Linked DNA regions of Homo sapiens: region 2 is linked to region 1. Evidence: read pairs that join two places in POLR2A ChIA-PET (ENCODE). Cell type or tissue: PC-9. All regions are shown on one strand. Each heading gives the region's core, and the rest is flanking DNA. Links, peaks and the distances in the headings are about the cores only.

The links. ChIA-PET counts read pairs that join two places held together with the same protein. Peaks named below come from ENCODE experiments on the same cell type or tissue, not always from the same donor. Only the 100,000 strongest peaks of a DNase experiment are listed, where the experiment ranks them.
Region 2: POLR2A ChIA-PET joins it to region 1 with 8 read pairs; 3 of 35 experiments call an interaction of 5 or more read pairs at or near these places.

The regions. Positions count from the first base shown.
Region 1 is chr17:66,577,397-66,582,769 of GRCh38, reverse strand. All of the region lies in intron 3 of PRKCA (protein kinase C alpha), which reads right to left. Among named protein-coding and RNA genes, the nearest start is that of PRKCA-AS1, 160 kb to the right of the region's middle. RefSeq lists an enhancer at 4,250-5,210. In PC-9, for the core only: no CTCF peak of the experiment used is centred there; a DNase peak (open chromatin) is centred at 2,509; H3K27ac peaks cover 451 bases.
Region 2 is chr17:66,662,208-66,667,580 of GRCh38, reverse strand. The region is part of intron 5 of PRKCA (protein kinase C alpha); the gene reads right to left. Among named protein-coding and RNA genes, the nearest start is that of MIR634, 120 kb to the left of the region's middle. In PC-9, for the core only: no CTCF peak of the experiment used is centred there; no DNase peak of the experiment used is centred there; H3K27ac peaks cover 30 bases.

The sequences.
Region 1 (5,373 bases), core at 113-5,112:
GGCTAGGTGAAGGTACAGCTCACATCCTGGTGGCCACTAGGGGAATGGAAAACTACACAAACTACAGGCCTAGAATCCTGTGTTAGTCTGCTCTCACGCTGCTAATAAAGACATACCCAAGATGGGGCAATGTATAAAGGAAAGAGGTTTAATGGACTCACAGTTCCACAAGGCTGGGGAGGCCTCACAATCATGGTGGAAGGCAAATGAGGAGCAAAGTCACATCTTACATGGCGGCAGGCAAGAGAGCTTGTGCAGGGGAACTCCCATTTATAAAACCATCAGTTCTCATGAGACTTATCCACTACCATGAGAACAGCATGGGGGGAACCGCCCCCATGATTCCATTATCTCCACCTGGCACCACCCTTGACACATGGGGATTATTACAATTCAAGGTGAGATTTGGGTGGGGACACAGCCACACTATATCAAATCCCAAATCCAAAAATCTGAATCTAAAACACATCTGGTTCCAGGCATTTTGGATAAGGATATTCCACCTGTAGCACAGAAGTCCTTGAGTTGCGGTAGTTAATACAGAAGTATCCCTCTTAGCCAAGAATGCCTACAGCCATTTCCATGGGAAGAGGAGAAACAGCAATTACTATACACGACGCAAATGCTGGCCATAGTGTATACAAGACCTCAGTAGAGAGGATGTCATGACAAAGAGTGATATTCAAAATATTTAACAACTGCCACAGCCTGGACACTGACCAACTAGGATCCTCCGTGACTCTTCAGATGGGGTTCTGTTCACAAATAACTAGCATGGCTCTCCTGGGGCTAATGGCTAAATGTCCTTCCTTTTATCCCCATCCCATAGAAGATGAAACAGACCCAGAGAAGTTAAAACTTGCCCAAAGAGACACGGCAAAAGGACAGTGCCAGGGTTTCCATGTTTTATTAAACCATGTTGCCCATATTTACTAAGAAAATGTTCTCAGCTCATCCTGAGAATTTAGATCAGTGTTTAAAAACTTCAGAAAGATGGCCGGGCACGGTGGCTCATGCCTGTAATCCCAGCACTTTGGGAGGCTGAGGCGGGCAGATCACGAGGTTAGGAGATTGAGACCATCCTGGCTAAAACGGTGAAACCCTATCTCTATTAAAAATACAAAAAATTAGCCAGGCGTGGTGGCGGGTGCCTGTAGTCCCAGCTACATGGGAGGCTGAGGCAGGAGAATGGCATGAACCCAGGAGGCAGAGGGTGCAGTGAGCCAAGATTGTGCCACTGCACTCCAGCCTGGGGGACAGAGAGAGACTCTGTCTCAAAAACAAAAAACAAAAAAGAAAAAACAAAACACTTCAGAAAGATTCCCTCTCAAATATGGTTCAAGTTTAAAAAGTTGGAAGAATAATATTTTGTGACAAGTGAAAATTATGTGAACTTCCTATTTGAATGTCCACAAATGGAGCTTTTTTGGAGCACAGCCAGCCTCATTTGTGCATATATTGTCCAAGACAGCTTTTGCATCCCAAGAGCAGAATTGAGTGGTTGCAACGAAGACCATATGCGCCTGCAAAGCCAAAAATATTTACTAGCTGGCCCTTGGCTGAGAAAGTTTGCTTTCTCAACTGATCTAGAACATTTACTTAGGAGGATCACTCTTTCTCTGGTGATAAAAAATAAACAAGGCACTAATGCACTCATAAAACAATTTATAAACAACACAGTCATTTTAATTACTGCTGAATCCTAACAAGTGGCTCTGTGCCAAGCATGGTTTGACCCCGGATGGGTAACCTTCCTGTCATGAGACTGTGAGACTGTCTTTCCACTTGTGTTATCTCTATAATTTCTAGGAACATGGGATAAATCGAGCATGGGGGGGGGCAACAAATCTCATCTTAAACCTACATCCTCTCTACACATTGTATGATCCCATTGGTAGAAAGCCCAAAAAACAGGCAAAATTAATCCAGGCTGTTAGAAGCGATGACAAAGGTTACCTTCACGAGGAGTGCAGTAAACAGAAGGGAAGCAAGAAGGGCGCAGGGTGGCGTCATGTTCTGTTTCCTGATCTGGGTGCAAATCCGGGCATGTTTTGATCATAAGTGTGTTTAGTTGGCGAAAACCCACTTTACCGCACACTGACAATATTGCACTTTTCATGAAGTATGCATGTTTAAATGTCAGTAAAGTTTATATAAAAACACGGACAACTTTCTTATGTTTAGCTACGGGGAAGCTGATGTGTTTGTCCTTGGATTGCTGAGATGCTAAGAATGCGTGGAACCCTGGAGGCGGAGCCCAAACATGGCTCAGTGTCTCATGTGGGACCACGTGGCTCTCAGGCCTATATGGAGAGCCAAGAGGGGCAGCCTGTTCCCATCCCAGCCAGCCCCCAGTGCCAGCCCTGTCAGCTTTCCAAAGCACTGCAAAATCCCAGGGTCTCTGAGATCTGAGTAAGGAATGCTGCAGCACCAGCAGGTCGTGCACAGATTGGCCTGCTGAAAGCGACCTCTTGACTCCCTAAGAATGTGGAGCTAGGGGAGTAATGCTGGTCACTCAGGCTAATAAGGAAATGGAAATTTTAGCTTGAATAACAGACCACTAGTACTCCATGAGTAAAGTATCAGCCACAGGCAGCTTACACTGTGAAAGTCACATCAGAGTTATGAACTTGAAAAGTTAAATTACCCAATGAAACATCTTGCTTCTTAGCTTTGTAACTATTTTCCCTCCATTCCTTTCATTTATTTGTGGAAAGCCGCCTGTGCATGAGGAACCCTGAGAGATGCCGAGACATCTCCCCTGATCTTGAGGATCTCCGGCGCAGAGAAAGAGAGTGAGCCGAGGAGAGAGAGTGACACCTGCACCAGGTCTTGAAGGGCAAGGAGAAAGCACCAAGTGAAAGAAGGAGGGAAGTCCAACCCCCGATTTTTTTTTTAACCTTCGGTGTATAATTCCTCTCTCTGCCTCCTTCCCTTGCCTCTCCTTCAATCCACTGTCCTCCCAACCAAGTCTGATCACATAAAAATCCAAATTTCATCACTCACTTCCTAAACCATCTCCATGGCCCTGCCTCTGCCTTCCAGCCTTAGCTCCCTGGTTTCAGTTCCAGTCACAAAGGCCTCTTTCAAGGTCCCAGCAAGATGCTGCAGTGACTGCAGCTTGATCCCGGGACCCAGACTACCTGGGTCCAAATCCCACCACCCTACCAGCCACGTGAGCTCAGGCATGCCCACTGGCCTCTCTGTGCCTCAGTTTTCACATGTGTGCAGTGGGGATGGTAAAAGCACCTTTCTTGCAGTGTCGTATGAGGACGTGATGAGGTAACACAGACCCGTGCCTGACACGGTAAACCCTTGGTAAGCGTGACCTCTGACCCCTACCCACTGCTACCGTCATCCTCATTTTCCCATCACGACTTTCACACATCTTGATCGCAGGTTCCGGAAACATCTTTCTTCAGGCTCTTTCTCCACCTATTTCCTACCCAAATTCCAGCTTACACATCACACCACAGGAAGGCCATCCTTGACCCTGGTCTGCTTCCTTCCTGCCACTTCACAGCTCTTGTCACAAAGGGTAATTACGTAATTATGGTCGTGATGACTAGCTTGATGTCTGTCTTCCCTACTACTCTGTCTGTTCAATGGGGGGCAAAGCCACTTCTCTTGCTCTCTGCTGTGTGCCAGCGCCACAGCAGGGGCTGACTGTGTACTGACTAGGGAACGCACATGTGCACATGCTCCGAGCAGAAAGCAGCAGCCACCACAGATGCAGGGAGCCCCAAGAGGCCACAGCCTGCACAGAAGCACAAGTAGCCTCTTGCAAGTGCAGAGGTGAGAAGCAACGGTGGGGCCAGAGAGCACTCTCAGAGTCAGTTCACAGAGGCCTGCCTGGCGAGCTGCGCGGGGAGCCACCCACAGGTCGAAACAGATGAGTGTCGGCATGGGGACGTGATCCACAGTGCAAGGGGGCCCGAGGACGGCTGGGAGGAGGCACAAGACCAGAGAGACAGGCGGTCAGTTAGGACACTATCACGACAGTCACAGATCTGGATGAAGAGGACAGGAACCACAGGCCCAGGATGCAGAGGTGGGCCCTGATGTCTTCTACACTAAAGGGTGTGGAAGACAAACATGGGCATCCAAGACAGGGCTACTTCTTTAGAATGACTTGGCAGGGAGATGGGTTTACTTTCTTATTTATACATCACTCAGAGGAGGGGGTGGTTTGTGCAAACCAAACCAAACCAGCCCCAGGTACATTCATGGCCTTATACATGTTTTGCTCTTGTTGACCAGATGGTTTTAAGGCTTGCTGAGACCACCTCGTCTAGAAGGTGCACTGCTTGAACCATTGTAATTTTCAGGTGGTGAATATGAACAGAAAGACTCCCTCATGCTGCATTCCCCTTCCACTTTATCCTTCGCCAAGGACTTCAGGCTCCCTGGAGCTGAAGGGTTTCCAAGGACAAACAAACCCATGTGGACAAACCCATGGGGACATGACCATGTGCGGAAGCCTGGACCGACTTGCTGGGCTCTACCTGCTGCAGGTGAGGCGTCTTTCCAGAGTGCTGGCCTAGGTGGATGCCCCGACCCTGGGACAGACGAGATGAAAGGCAAATATCAAAGGGAGACAATGAGGGCTGTTTTGTTTTGTTTTGTTTTGTTTTAAATTCAGTCTCTCGTTAGCTGGCTGAGGAAGGGAAACACAGCTTCTGAATTTGGCATTTCAAAGGGGGCTGAGGAGGAGTTGCAGGAGAAAGGTTAAAGAAAGAGCTCACGGGGTGGAGGGGGCGCATGACACAAACCCTGCACTCTGGCTGGTCCATGGCACAGAGCAGGTGTGCGGCAGCTTCTGAGGGGGTGGCAGGGTGACAGGGGTCGGAAGCTAAGCATGCAGGATTGAAAACGATGACTTATGCAGCATCTGGGAACAGGCTAGGGCAGCACCCCACTCCCTACCCCCCACTACCCCGTCCTCACTCCAGTGTCATTCTCTGATCTAAGGATAAATGTGGCAGGGACTTCTGGCTAAGGTGAAGTATAAACTCATGCTGTGGACCTCTCCTTTAGCTCTAAATACATGGACGCAATAAAAAAGAAAAGAAGGAAATGTATTTTTAAAAAGATATAGTTCACTTCCATATAAACTACGCACCTCCCTGGGCTAGAAACAGAGCAGATCTCCAAGACGTAACCAGAGCCGAAGTGCAGGCTGGCTGAGCTCTAGGTCTGAAGCAGGCCAGGGGCTGAGCTATTTCATGGCCTGCAGAAAAAGAGACTAAAAGTGGACTGAGTCAGGAGAGCCAGAAGTCAGGGTGGCATCCTGGCTGCTATGGAGGACTCATCTCAAGGGACTCCCTTGCCCAGGCTGCAGTCCACATCCCACATTGCTCAGAATCACCATCT
Region 2 (5,373 bases), core at 175-5,174, 85 kb before region 1:
GTGGGAGGGACCTGGTGGGAGGTAACTGAGTCATGGGGGCAGTTACCTCCATGCTGTTCTTGTGATAGTGAGTGAGTTCTCACAAGATCTGATGGCTTTATAAGGGGCTTTTCCCTGCTTTACTCTGCACTTCTCCTTGCTGCCGCCATGTGAAGATTCCACCATGATTGTAAGTTTCCTGAGGCATCCCTAGACATGCTGAACTCTGAGCCAATTAAACCTTTTTCCTTGATAAATTACCCAGTCTCAGGTATGTCTTTATTAGCAGTGTAAGAACGGATGAATACATATGCCTCCAGTGTGGTCTGTTCTTTAAAGGCCAAGGCTGTATCTGTTTAACTCGATTTGACATCATCCTGGTGGCCATTTTACCTCCTAGATCCCTAACCTCCAACTGAACTAAACACGCAGACATTCCAGATGGGATTTAAAAGGTGGCAGAGGTGGGGGAAGGGACTGGGCAGGGACCTTCGGCTTGCTCTGTCCTGCTGCTCACTTTCTTGGGCAATCTTTAGTGAGTTTTTATATTCAGTCTGGAAAACAAAGGAGTTGGCTGGACAGGGAAATCTCTAAGATTCTTTCTACTGTGAACAGAAGCTGCTTCCTAATCCATTTTCATAGCACATGATTATGCCTTCGTTTTCATGGTATCACCAAAGTCTACGTTACTAGTCTGGGTACTAGATAGTTAAGGGTCCTTCATATAGTCCTTTGTCCTGGAAATAATCTCTAAATTTGTGTGTGGGGGGGGGATTCAAAGGGTTCCCTGGAGAGGCATGGAGAGTTACGACTACTCTTTCTCCTAGAAGGTAAGATACAAAATTCTACATATCATTTATCTGACAGACAAAGAGTCAGATTTTGGGGAAGGCATTTTTGCAAAGAATGAAGATACAGGAATACTTATATAGCCCTTTATATAACATCTGTTGAAATTTGGAGCCATAATGAGGTGATTCTCCCTTCCTTGGGTAGTAGGAAATGAGGAAAGCAAGATCTTTCTTTGGAAATCAACAAACTACTGGATTCATCAATATTGGATCAGAGCAGAGCTTCTCAAAGTCCCCTGAAGGAGAGAGGGTTCTGAGAGGTACTAGGCTTGTAGGACCAGCTTGTGTCCAGTATGAATATGTTCAAATGAGCAGCGAGAAAGCAGAGGCTCCAGGCAAATGTCAGCAGAGCCTATGACACAGGTCCAAGGAGCGGCATCTAAGCATTTGACTTCAAGTGCTTCTGGCCCCAGCAGCACAGCAGCCGCCTCTAACTTGAGATGAATGTTAAACCTTAGTCTGCTGCCATCCAACATTTATCACATCCCCTTGTTATAATTCTATGTTTGCTAGGCAGCATTCTGAGTCCCCTCAGGTTTGTCTGTAGGGGAGAAGGCACTCCCAAAGCGGATTTCTGCTCTATGTAGTCTATGTGATGGTGCTTAATTTGACAAATCAATAAAATGGGTTCATTATGCCTTGCCTGGTATCTTCTCTACACTGATTGCTCTCATCAAGTCACATGGTCAACTTTATTGTTCTCTGTAAATTCATAAACTGGCATCCTGATGGACTGCCCAGTCAGGACTACATTGGAATTGGTCTCTAGGGGCCTGGTCATCCCAAGAGTGAACCTGGGGGCCTTCAACAGGAAAGGCCAAAATGAGCTACACGCCACTCCTCTGTCTTCAGATGCTATTGCCTTTCCTAATGTGTGTGCTTTTCTGGATAAAGAAGAACTCTAGTTTTAATAAATTCCCTCCAACACCATCCCAAACATATAGACACTTGTATGTTTTTAAGTAAATCTAACATACCGCAAGGCTAGGAGCAAAAATACCCATAGCTGCAGGTCTCAAATGTTAGGTGCCTAAGAACCACCTTGGAGAACTCACTAACAATAGAATTTACTTGCAGGCTCTGCGCTTGTTCTTAGAGAATCTGATTCAGGAAGCCTGGGGTGGGGAAGTACTCTACCCCACTCCAGGTAGACCAGCAGCACACTTTGAGAAATCCGGCATGGAGGAGTGAGTGCTTAGCAGGTCTACTCAGGTGACTTTAATGAGCCATGGGAGGTACTTGGACCCCCTCTTGCCACTCCTACACTCAGCCCCAAGCCCAGCGATGCTCCCTTCTCAGGGCATCTCCACTGTGCAGGGTGTTGGGAGGATGGTTCTGAATGAACACTCATGCAGGTGACTCAGCGTATACCAGAAAACCTTTTGGTCATGTTCTCATGGAAACTCTCAGGACACAGATAAAAATGTTCTGCCTAGATTCAAGTTCTAGCTCCACCTTGTCACCTGGCAAGTTCCTGAAATCCTCTATGCCTCCATTTAAATGAAGGTAAGAGTTTCATGCAATAGGAACCGTTTAAGTATTAAAAAAGATTATACAAGTAAAACCCTTGGCATAGTGCTTGGCACAAAATAAGCACTTAATAACTCTTAACTTCTGTAATTATCAGTATCATCCAGAAAAAACCCTCCAGTGTTATTCGGACACACACTGAGAACATGCTGGGTCCCAGGCACCATGAGTTCGGGGATTCTGCAATGAATAAGACCCATAAAAATCCTGGGTTCATGGAACCAGCACTTCAGTGGGGATACAATTTTCTGCTTTCAGGGTTGGCATATAAAACTGCAATGAGCCGGGCACAGTGGCTCACACCTGTAATCCCATCACTTTGGTAGACTGGGGTGGGAAGATTGCTTGAGGCCAGGAGTGTGAGACCAGCCTGGTAATGTGGTCAGACCCTATCTGTACAAACATTTAAAAAATTATCTGGGTGTGGTAGTCCCAGCTACAGGGGCTGAGGCAGAAGAATCACTTGAGCCCGGCAGCTCATCATGGCTGCGGTGAGCTATGATCGCAACACTGCCCTCCAGCCTGAGTGAAACAGCAAGACATTGCCAAAAAAAAAAAAAAAAAAAAAAAAAACCAAAGCAAAACAAAAACCCCAAAGAAACAAGAAATTGAGATGAATCTCTCTTCATCATGAGATGACGAATCTCTCTTCTTTGATGATGTCAAGGCTAAGAGATTTTCACCTGGCAATACCTCTTATCATCTCAATCACTGTTTAAAACAAAAAAACCCTCTGGACATTCTCATTACCTTTGGGTTCTCTGACTGGGCCCATGAATTTCTCTTGTTCTTGATGATTCCTGGTACTAAACCAAATGCACAGCCTCACAGGCCCTGGGGGCAGGAAATGATGGGGTGGCCTTGGGACGCAGCTCCTGGGCTCAGGGCAGGCAGGGCAGCCCAGGCCACAGGACTTGGTGGTCTTTGGGCCTTGGGCTTCGCTGAGTGGGCCTCTGAACCACATATTCACTCAGAAGAAACTGCTCAAAGCGGAGGCTCTGCCATCCTGCCTCCCAAACCACCAATCCCAGGGCATCAAAACACTCCAAAGACGGTTGGGCGCGGTGGCTCACACCTAGAAACCCGGCACTTTGGGAGCCCGAGGCGGGTGGATCACTTGAGGCCAGGAGTTCGAGACCTGCCCGGCCAACATGGCGAAACCCTATCTCTACTAAAAATACAAAAATTAGCAGGGCGTGGTGGCATGTGCCTGTAGTTCCAGCTACTCAGGAGGCTGAGCCACGAGAATCACTTGAACCTGGGAGGCAGAGGTTGCAGTGAGTCAAGATCACGCCACTGAACTCCAGCCTGGGTGACTGAGTGAGACCCTGTCTCAAAAAAAAAAAAACCCCAAAATCAAACAAACCAAACAACAACAACAAAAAACACTCCAAAGAGAAAGAGCTACCACAACACAGTGATCAGTGAGTTTGCTAAAAGGAGAAAGGGAGGGCCGGGGAAGGTGTCACTATTCAGTCCTGCCTGGCACAAGAAAATTGCTCCATTTGTATTTCTAGTGGCATAATTAATATCCCCCATCCTCCCTCCCCCAACAAAGCTGATATCATGCTTCTTTTCTTAGAGAACAAGGTGATGATACCAGAGACAAAACACAGTGAGAGCTAGAACTTCGTCTGGCTAACCTGCCTCCATGAAGTCATTCCCTTTATATCAAGACAAGTTAAGCCTGAGGAACTAGCGAGGGCAGCGGATGGCCCCTCCAGCCCCTCCCTCATCTTTCCCCTCGGTCTGATTATTTCCTCTTCATCTGTGCTTAAAATAGACTAAACCGAACTGAAATAACCCAGGAGATTAAATTAAATTAAGTCAGGCCTGGCTCCCAGGCAGCTGCTAATAAAATTATAAGCATTCACATCAGTGTGGCAAACAAAGACAAAAATATTTATTGGTTCCTCCCAACCCCTCGCCTGAAGTAGCTGAATCACCCTAAGAGACGACGTCCAGTGACACCAACCTTCTTTCTAGCACCTTTATCTGAGGGACAAGGCGCATGAACCTTTGAGGCTGGAGAGGAGCAGGAAGCTGTTCTTGTTTGTGCCCGAGGGAGCCCTGTCTTCCAGTGGGCTTTGCTCGGCTTCCTTGCCTGGAAGGCCCTGGCTGAGCATGAGGCATAATTCCTGATTAGGAGGCAACTGTCCACCGGCAAGGGTATCCTTCCTCCATCCGCCAGCAGAAGAGGGATCTGCTATCCCATTACAGAACTGTTCCCAACACCTGCAGAATCGACGACTTTCCCATACACTTGTTCCCCACAAATGGGCTCAGAGCTGATTCTCTGAGAAATGTACTTATCAGGAGCTACTAGGAGTTCATGAGCACAAGAGACTATCAGTATCTGTCTCTGGAACACTACGGTGTTTGGAGAGAGAGATAAAACAGGAGTAAACTTTATTCTTTCCAGCCTTGCTGTTATACCATTGCTGTCTTTAATCTGAGAGTATAAAGCAGAAGATAAACATTAATTACAGGTATGATGCCAGGCCTACGAGATTTTCACCTGGAAAAGCCTCTTATCTCGACCACAATCAAAATCAAACCAAAACAAAATCAAACAAGAACCTGGACACATTCTCACTAGCTTTGAGATCTCTCTCTGGGCCAGTCCGTCAACACCTTAGACTACCACAAGTCAACCACATGCACCAAAACTAAAGAGAGACTAAATTGATACAGAAAAGAAATGACTGGGGGCCGAGTATCTTGGATGTAAAACTTTTCATTCCATGAAATAACTAAGATGACCCCCAAACCACGGATGTCTCAAGCTGCTTGGGTGCCGCTGAGCCATGGCGCTAAAGCCATCACTGAATTGGCAAAACTGTCAGTAGAAAGGGAAATTAAACAGGAAGACAGCCAATGTTGTAGAGCCCATGAGTCAAGGTCTGTGCACAGGATGAGGATCCCAAATCCCATGAGGACTTACAAGGTGGGCATGTGACATCTAAGTGCTTTCGTTTGGACGGAAGAGAGAGAGAGGACCTGATATTCTGGG